Regions from separate parts of the Homo sapiens genome. Here region 2 is linked to region 1. The links are chromatin contacts, found by Hi-C or POLR2A ChIA-PET in ENCODE. All regions are on one chromosome and are shown on one strand. The core of a region is the stretch at or near the end of the contact, and the rest is flanking DNA. Distances in the headings are between cores, read along the strand shown.

The links. A loop is a pair of places that touch in the nucleus more often than their neighbours do. ChIA-PET counts read pairs that join two places held with the same protein, here RNA polymerase II (POLR2A). Pooled maps may share reads with other maps.
Region 2: a map of mammary epithelial cell shows a loop between it and region 1 (9-fold over the local background). The contact joins the promoter of OR1F1 here to the promoter of CLUAP1 in region 1. A Hi-C loop is called at or near these places in 17 of 168 maps with a recorded cell type or tissue (A673, CD4-positive, alpha-beta memory T cell, CD8-positive, alpha-beta T cell and 13 more), 37 of 37 single-sample maps with no recorded cell type and 27 of 50 pooled maps. POLR2A ChIA-PET finds 5 or more read pairs at or near these places in 3 of 52 experiments (CD4-positive, alpha-beta memory T cell, OCI-LY7 and naive thymus-derived CD8-positive, alpha-beta T cell).

What each region holds. Positions count from the first base shown.
Region 1 is chr16:3,498,878-3,502,686 of GRCh38, forward strand. It overlaps CLUAP1 (clusterin associated protein 1), which reads left to right and starts at 2,127. Exons shown (of 12, transcript NM_015041.3): 1 at 2,127-2,212. The coding sequence starts at 2,191. RefSeq lists enhancers at 1,812-1,861, 1,982-2,361, 2,869-3,386, 3,387-3,809.
Region 2 is chr16:3,185,835-3,189,906 of GRCh38, forward strand. OR1F1 (olfactory receptor family 1 subfamily F member 1) reads left to right here and starts at 2,370. Exons shown (of 4, transcript NM_001370640.6): 1 at 2,370-2,645; 2 at 3,915-3,964. It overlaps TRP-TGG3-5 (tRNA-Pro (anticodon TGG) 3-5), which reads left to right and starts at 2,260; the gene lies at 2,260-2,331. It overlaps TRP-AGG2-8 (tRNA-Pro (anticodon AGG) 2-8), which reads left to right and starts at 3,800; the gene lies at 3,800-3,871. RefSeq lists a silencer at 3,769-3,928.

The DNA.
Region 1 (3,809 bases), core at 877-3,376:
ACAAACAAACAACAACAACAAAAAAAAGTGAAAAGACAACCTATGAAATGGAAGAAAATATTGGCAAATCATATATCTGATAAGGGTCTCATAGGCAGAATATATAAAGAACACTTACAATTCAAAAACAAAAGGATGTTCAACCCAATTTTGAAATGGGCAAAGAAAATGAATAGACATTTTTCCAATGGAAATATACAAATGGTCATCAAACACGTAAAAAGATGTTCAACATCTTTAATCATCAGGGAAATGCAGGCCGCGTGCGGTGACTCACGCCAACATGGCGAAACTCCGTCTCTACCCAAAATACAAAAATTAGCTGGGCGCGGTGGCGCGCGTCTGTAATCCCAGCTCCTCCGGAGGCTGAGGCAGGAAAATCGCTTGAACCCTGGAGGCGGAGGTTTCAGTGAGCCGAGATTGTGCCACTGCACTCCAGCCTGGGCAACAAGAGCAAGAGTCCATCTCAAAAAAAAAAGTTCAAGTTGATCAACATCCTTTCAAGCCCTTGGCATTGTCAAGAGTTTTTTGTTGTTTTAGCCATTTTATCTAGATTTAATTTTTAGGTTTTTAACGTGTTACCTGATATTTTAGCCAGTTTAATAACTTCATAGTGATATCTCATTGTGGTTTTAATATGCACTTCTCTAATAATAGCCTTGATCATCTCTTCATTTGCATATTAGCCATCCATATATCTTCTTTTGTGAAGTAGCTTTTAAAATGTTTTCTCCATTCTCTAATTAGACTGTTTCTCATTATTGAGTGTTGAGAGTTCTTGATACATTCTGGATACACGTCTCTTTATCAGATATGTGTTTTGTGCATATTTTCTTCTAGACTGTGGCTTATCTTTTGTTTTTCTTAATAACACGTGAAGCAACATTTATGGGAGGCCATTGTTTTGGAGCGAGCTCCTGCACAAGGTACCAACGGACCAGACCAAACCAGAATGGAATCGCTAGTGCAAGGTGCCACGTAATCAATGCGAACTTAGAGACAGGCCAGTCTGCCAAAACACAGAAGATTCACTGCAACCAACAAAAGGGGCCCTGTCCACCTAGGCTGGCATAAGGAAGCCCCCTCTGCTTTAACCCAAAGAAATGCATCTGAAATAACCTGATGCCAACCAATCGCTTTGTGCACTACGCTGTTTCCTTGTTCCTGCTCAAGCTACCTTACAAAACCCGGCTGCTGTGCCACGCCTGGCGGGGCATCTCCCCATTTCACACGTGGAGGCCGCCCCTTCCTGCCGTCTCCTCGCGCCCCCATGCAGAGGCTAGGGCTGCCGGGACCCGCGCGGCGCGAGCGGCTCAGGGCCCCTTTCCGGCCTGTTGTGCAGCCCGAGCCGTCTGCGCGTGCGCGAGACCGAGGCCTGGCCTGCCTCTGGGCGCCCACAGTGATCCCGTCCTCCGCTCGGCAACCAGATTCCGACGAGGAGCGCGCTGTGCCTCGGACGGGGGAAGGCGGGCTTCCTGAGTATAGTGCATTTTTTTTTTTTTTTTTTTTTTGAGACAGAGTCTCGCTCTGTCGCCAGGCCGAAGGGCAGTGGCGCGATCTCGGCTCACTGCAACCTCTGCCTGCCGGGTTCAAGTAATTCTTCTGCCTCAGCCTCCCGAGTAGCTGGGATTACAGGTGTGCGCCACCACGCTTGGCAAATTTTTGTATTTTTTGGTAGAGACGGGGTTTCGCCATGTTGGCCAGGCTGGTCTCGAACTCCTGACCTCAAGTGATCCGCCCGCCTCGGCATCCCAAAGTGCTGGGATTGTAGGCGTGAGCCCCCGCGCCCAGCCAAGCATCGTGCATTCTTTATAGAAATGAGGGGGAAATAAGCAATATGGAAAGCGCCTAGCGCAATATCAAGCACGTAGTAGGTACTCAGAACCTGTCACCCAGCGCGAAACGTCCGCAAAGCGTGTAAACAGACGCCCAGAAGCTGGGAAGCTTGCAGCCCTCATAGACGCCGGTATCGCCACGCCCTCTGCCCTCGGCGTCTCAGGAGCGCTCTCTGCCGGCCCGCTCTCCCCGTGCGTATGCACGTGCCGCCGCGTCTTCGCTTCGCTTTTTGTTTGTCCCTGACCGTGCGCCGTCCAAGGGTCCATTGGTTGCCATAGAGATCGTCGAGCGCTGGGCCTGTGATCGCTGAGGGGCGAGCAGTTGCGACCCTGGGCTCCTGGGGACCTGAGCGTTATGTCTTTCCGCGACCTCCGCAGTAAGGCAGCCCCGCGCCCCTGTGACCTGCGGGTCTTCCAGAGATTCAGGGCTCCCGCCCGCCGGGTCCCCTGTGTAGGCGATCCCTGAGGCTTGCGCTGCCGGAGGCTCCTTTCGGGCCTCTGCGCCTCAGGGACCGCCTGACCCGCGGCTGCAACCCGGCCGAGCGTCCCAGGCCCTTCTTCGGCCATTTCTAGCGAGGATGGAAAGTTCTCTATCTGCCACTGGCCGCGTGTGGCTCAGAACGCTTGAAATGTGGCTAGTGCAGATGAATAACTGAATTTTTAAGTGTAATTTATTTCTGTTTGTGTAGCTGCATGCCGCTCTTCGCTACCGTATTGGAAAATGCATGGAGAGTTTAGAGACTATTTTTTGAGTTGGGTTAGCTTAGCGCTTAGAAAACCGAACAGCAGGCCGGGCGCGGTGGCTCACGCCCGTAAGCCCAACACTTTGGGAGGCCGAGGCGGGCGAATCACCTGAGGTCGGGAGTTCGAGACCAGCCTGACCAACATGGAGAAACCCCGTCTCTACTAAAATTACAAAATTAGCCGGGGGTGGTGGCGGGCGCCTGTAATCCCAGCTACTCGGGAGTCTGAAGCAGGAGAATCGCTTTGGAGGTTGCGGTGAGCCGAGATCGGGCCATTGCACTCCAGCCTAGGCAACAAGAGCGAAACAACATCTCAAAAAACAAAAAACAAACCAAAAAAAAAACAACCAGCAACGAAACCGAGGAGAGGAGGCTGGGTGATAATCATTGCGGCTAACATTTTTTGAGTTTTAACGATCTGCCAGGGCCCGCTCTGTGTTATGCGCATTTCATTTTAATCATCTGAACAACTCTGTGCCCCCTGTATTTGGTAGTGAGGAAACGGGCACAGAGAGGTCAGGTAACTTGGGCAGGTGATACAGGCGGTAGGAGGTGGCACTGGGGCTTGAATTCAGGTTGCCTGAACTCCAGACATCCTGAACTCCATCTGCATCCTTTCTGCAGGGCTGGTAAGGAGAAGGGAGCTCGAATTCCTTTGCTAAGAGGGTGGGGAAGTGGAAGAACGAGGCTAAGAGTGTTGGTTACGGCTGGGCGCAGTGGGTCACGCCTGTAATCCCAGCCCTTTGGAAGACCGAGGCAGGCGGATCACTTAATTTCAGGAGTTCTAGACTAGCCTAGCTAACATGGCGAAACCCTGCCGCTGCTAAAAATTCAAAAAATTAGCCGGGCATGGTGGCGCGCGTCTGTAGTCCCAGGTACTTGGGAAGCTGAGGCAGGAGAATTGCTTGATTCCGGGAGGCAGAGGTTGCAGTGAGCCAAGATGGCACCACTGCGCTCCACCCTGGCCGACAGAGTGAGACTGTCTTTAAAAAAAAAAAAAAAAAAGGAAAGGTAGATGATGATTGCCAATTTGGTGTGATCCGAGGGGTCTCTTAAAGCCAGTTTTCTCGTCCAATTGTTGGTGCCTGAAATTTTAGCATTAGAGATTACTCCTTTTGGTTATGAATTGCTCTTTTCTACAATGTAAAAATATCTAGGAAGACGCATTACCTTTTATCCATGCAGCCACTGAGCACCAGAGTGTGAATCCTGCCCTCTGGGGTTTGAAGGT
Region 2 (4,072 bases), core at 1,120-3,619, 310 kb before region 1:
GGCAAATGCGTGGAGACAGAAAGCATACTAGTGGTTGCCAGAAGATTGGAGGAGGGAGGAACAGGGAGGACTGCTAATGGGTACTGCATCTGTTTTGGGCTGATGAAAACATTCTAGAACTAGATAGTAGTGACTGTTGCACAATCACATGAATATATAAAAACCACTCAATTACACACTTTAGTGAATTTTATGGTATGTGTAGTATATCTCAATTATCAATATACTGAGTCAAAGCATATGCCAAAATTGGAGAATTCAGACATATAGCTATTCCCCACTGGCTTCTGTGGTAAGGCTATGAGATAAACTAGGCCTAGAATGGAATTGATGCAGCGGGCAGTTCAGAAAGTGGGGAAAGAAACTTTGCTAGTGAGGTGAGTGGTTTTTCATGTTTATTGGCCATCTGTGTGTGTGTGTGTATGTGTGTGTGTGTTTGCTTTCCTTTTTCTGTGAATTACCTGTTGGTGTGCAAAGACAGCTGTTTACGTGGTTCTCTAGCCAGACTTTCCAGGGCACTTCCTGGCTGTGTGAACTTGAACTAATTCCTTAACCTTTCCAGGGCTCCAGTTGTGTCATCTGTAGACATGAAGATAATGGTGTACTCCTCGTGCATCTGCTGAAAACAACATGAGGCTGGGTGCAATGGCTCACGCCTGTAATCCCAGCACTTTGGGAGGCTGAGGCAGGCGGATCACCTGAGGTCAGGAGTTTGACACCAGCCTGACCAAAACAGAGAAACCCCGTCTCTACTAAAAATACAACAATTAGCCTGGCATGGTGGCACACGCCTGTAATCCCAACTACTTGGGAGGCTGAGGCAGGAGAATCTCTTGAACCCAGGAGGCAGAGGTTGCGGTGAGCCAAGATCACCCCATTGCACTCCAGCCCGGGGAAAAAGAGCAAAACTCCGTCTCAAAAAAAGAAAGAAAGAAAACAGCATGAGTTAGTTCATGGAAACCAGCAGAGTCTAGTCCCTATTCAGTAACTGACGAGAATGAGCAGTTGGACTCTATTCTGTTTCCTTTTTTTTTTTCTTTCTTTCTTTTTTTTTAGACAGGGTCTCACCCTGTCAGGCTGAAGGGCAGTGGCGCAGTCTGGGCTCACTCTAAACTCCATCTCCCGGGTTCAAGCGATTCTCGTGCCTCAGCTTCCTGAGTAGCTGGGACTACAGGCACGCGCCACCATACCAGGCTGATTTTTGTATTTTTAGTAGAGACAGCGGTCTGGCATGTTGGCCAGGCTGGTTTCGCATTCCTGGCTTCAAGTGATCACCCGCCTTGGCCTCCCAAAGTGCTGGGAATACCGGCGGGAGGTACCGCGCCCAGCCTCCTTCACTTTTCTGTGACTTCCAGAGCAGACAATACATAAGACACCGGGAGAGATGCCTGCAGGTGAGTAGACAGGGTTCTCCTTGGCTTCCTTTGAGTCTCAAGGAAGTCACTGAAGCAGCGGGCCCAGCTGCCTTTTACGCCTCACGCCAGCCTCCAGACACACCCATTGCACCATGTACTGCTACTTGGCAAACTTTGTCACGGAAATCCAATGTTTCCAGTTTCTGGGTCCCGAAACTCTTCCCATGCAAGCTCTAGGACAATCTCTTTTTCTCCAGTCTCCACTTCAAGGCTCAGTTGTTTTCCACCTATGGCCCTTAGGGCCAGCCCGAGGCTACACTTGCCAGCCAGAGAGGCTGCGGCAAGCAGCGTTTATGCTCCATAGTCCCAGGTGAGGAAGACGAAGCCTTTTTTGTCATAGATCTTCATTTCTTTTCTTAAATGTCTTTTAAAAATATGCCTATGTAATTTTTTAAAGGATTCGAAATCTATGTAGCCCAGTAATAAGCCCTTAGTTTGTAACTTCGATTGTATTTTCTTTGGATTATCATTTGCCGTTTTAAAACCTTGGATAAAATCTGTGTATTTCCTTTATGATTTCTGACATCTCTATCCTGCCTGGAAATCCTTTTACCTTAGTAATAGGCAAATGCACCTATATATCATACCAGCACGACATTGAAACCACCAGCTCATAACCTCAGCGGGTAACCTTGTTGGTTTACCCAGCAGGAGTAAAGCCTGCCTCGGAAATCTGAGGGTGGCCGCGAACCCACAAGTCAAGATTCGCAGGTGCGCGCGCTAAGGACTGAGCTATTGGGGCGATGGAGAGAGTCTCGCTCTGCGTCAGGGACGGAAGGACGTGTCCCCCACCAGAAAAAGGAAAAAAAAAAAAAAAAAAAGAAAAAAGAAAAAAGGAAGCGGCGGCTCGTTGGTCTAGGGGTATGATTCTCGCTTTGGGTGCGAGAGGTCCCGGGTTCAAATCCCGGACGAGCCCCCTTTTCCTTCTCTTTTTTCCCATTTCGCATTTTCAGCAAGGACAGGAGACTAGGAAGGCGGAGGGAGGCTGCTATTGGCAGGGCCTCAGTGGAGACCTCCCGGGGTCCCGGGACGCAGACGGACGGGCCTGAATCGCTCGCCTTGGTGAAATGGGATCCAGCGCTGCCAACTGCGGCAACTGCGGTTAAAGGAGACGACCCCGTGCAGCAGGAGGAGGTTATTTAGAATAAGGAAGAATGCGCCGGGCTCATTGGTCGCTACAGGGGCATAAATTTTTTCTAGGATTCCAGAGTATGGCTGCTCCAGTCCCAGGTGAGCCCTCCTCCGCTTAAAATTCCAGTTTATTCGGAGAAGGGGAGAATACCGGAAGCGGGGGAGAAGGGAGGGGAGTGAGTGAGAGGAGGGAGGCGGGGAAGACCGGGCATCCGCGGGCAGCACTTCAGTCGGCCCTGGCGGGGTGGGGGTCTCGGCCCTTGTCCCCACCCCCAGACCCCGGGGCCTTCCCACTGAGAGCGAGGGAATTCGCGGCTTTGATCTGGAGGGGACAGGGAGCCCCTTTTAGCCCAGATCTGCTGGATTCTCGGGAGTCAGGTGAAATCTGGATACAGGGAAGGGCAGAGTGACAGTAAAGGGTGCCCCGGAACCGATGCCCGACGCCTGCTGCCCCACGGCCTTCATTCTTGCTCCTCCTCACGTCCTGGGGACTGGAGGTCCCGCCAGCTCCCCCCAGTGAAGGGCAAGGGGGCGCATCGCAGAATCGCCCCTGGTGCGCAGCGTAGTTGGTGGCCTAAGCCGTCTTCTCCGAGAGCTCAGCCATCCTGGGCACTTGAGGCCAGGCAGGCGCTGCGGGGCTGGTTCAGTCGATGGAGAAAAGAGACTCTCAGCGTCAGCCTTTAGGGTTCGAGGCCCACGTGGGAAACTCGCTTTCTGGGTTTTGGCTTCCCTGGGGAGAAGGGAGGACCGGAGCCGGAGAAGCGTGAGGTGCGGCGAGGTAGGGTGCCTGGTAGCTGGTGTCTCGTGCACTCCGTCAGGCCTTTATTGAACACCCATTGGTGCCACGCTGAGGGACTGCAGCGTTTCCAAGGCGAGCTTGCAGTGATCGAGGCTCGCAGACCCTCAGCGCAGCCGCTGCCTGCTATTGGGAGGTTCCCATGTCCTGCGGAAGCTGGAGCTCCTCACTGCGCGCCTCGGAGACGCCGAATCCCCAACTCAAGGCCGAGTGGCGGTGGCGGGCGAGGACCCAGGGCCCTTCTGGATTGTGGTAGCGCCAGGGCTGCTCCCCATTTTGTGCGTCGCGGAGGAGGGGCCGGGGCTCTGGGCTTCCGCCACACCCATCCTCACTTGAAATTGCCCCTTCCAGGCGGGTCTGAAATAAGATTCTACTCACTGGGTCCTGCTGGGTCCGCCCCAGCCGCCCCCAGGATGCTAGGACGCCCACAAAGATAACCTTAATGCGTAAATCGTGTGGCTCGTTGGTCTAGGGGTATGATTCTCGCTTAGGGTGCGAGAGGTCCCGGGTTCAAATCCCGGACGAGCCCGGCTTTTGGTGCAGGGTAAAAGTCGTTTCCTGCTCTTTTTTAGATTCGGCTCGACTTACAGACCTCAGCGCAGGACGTGGACGCCCTGCAAAGGTAATTTGTACAAAGGTCTCAAGCTATGTTGACGCCGCCTACTATCCCACTACCTCTTCTTAAAATTCATCTAGAGTCCTGTCACCAGTGTTGCCAGAGCCCTTTTGA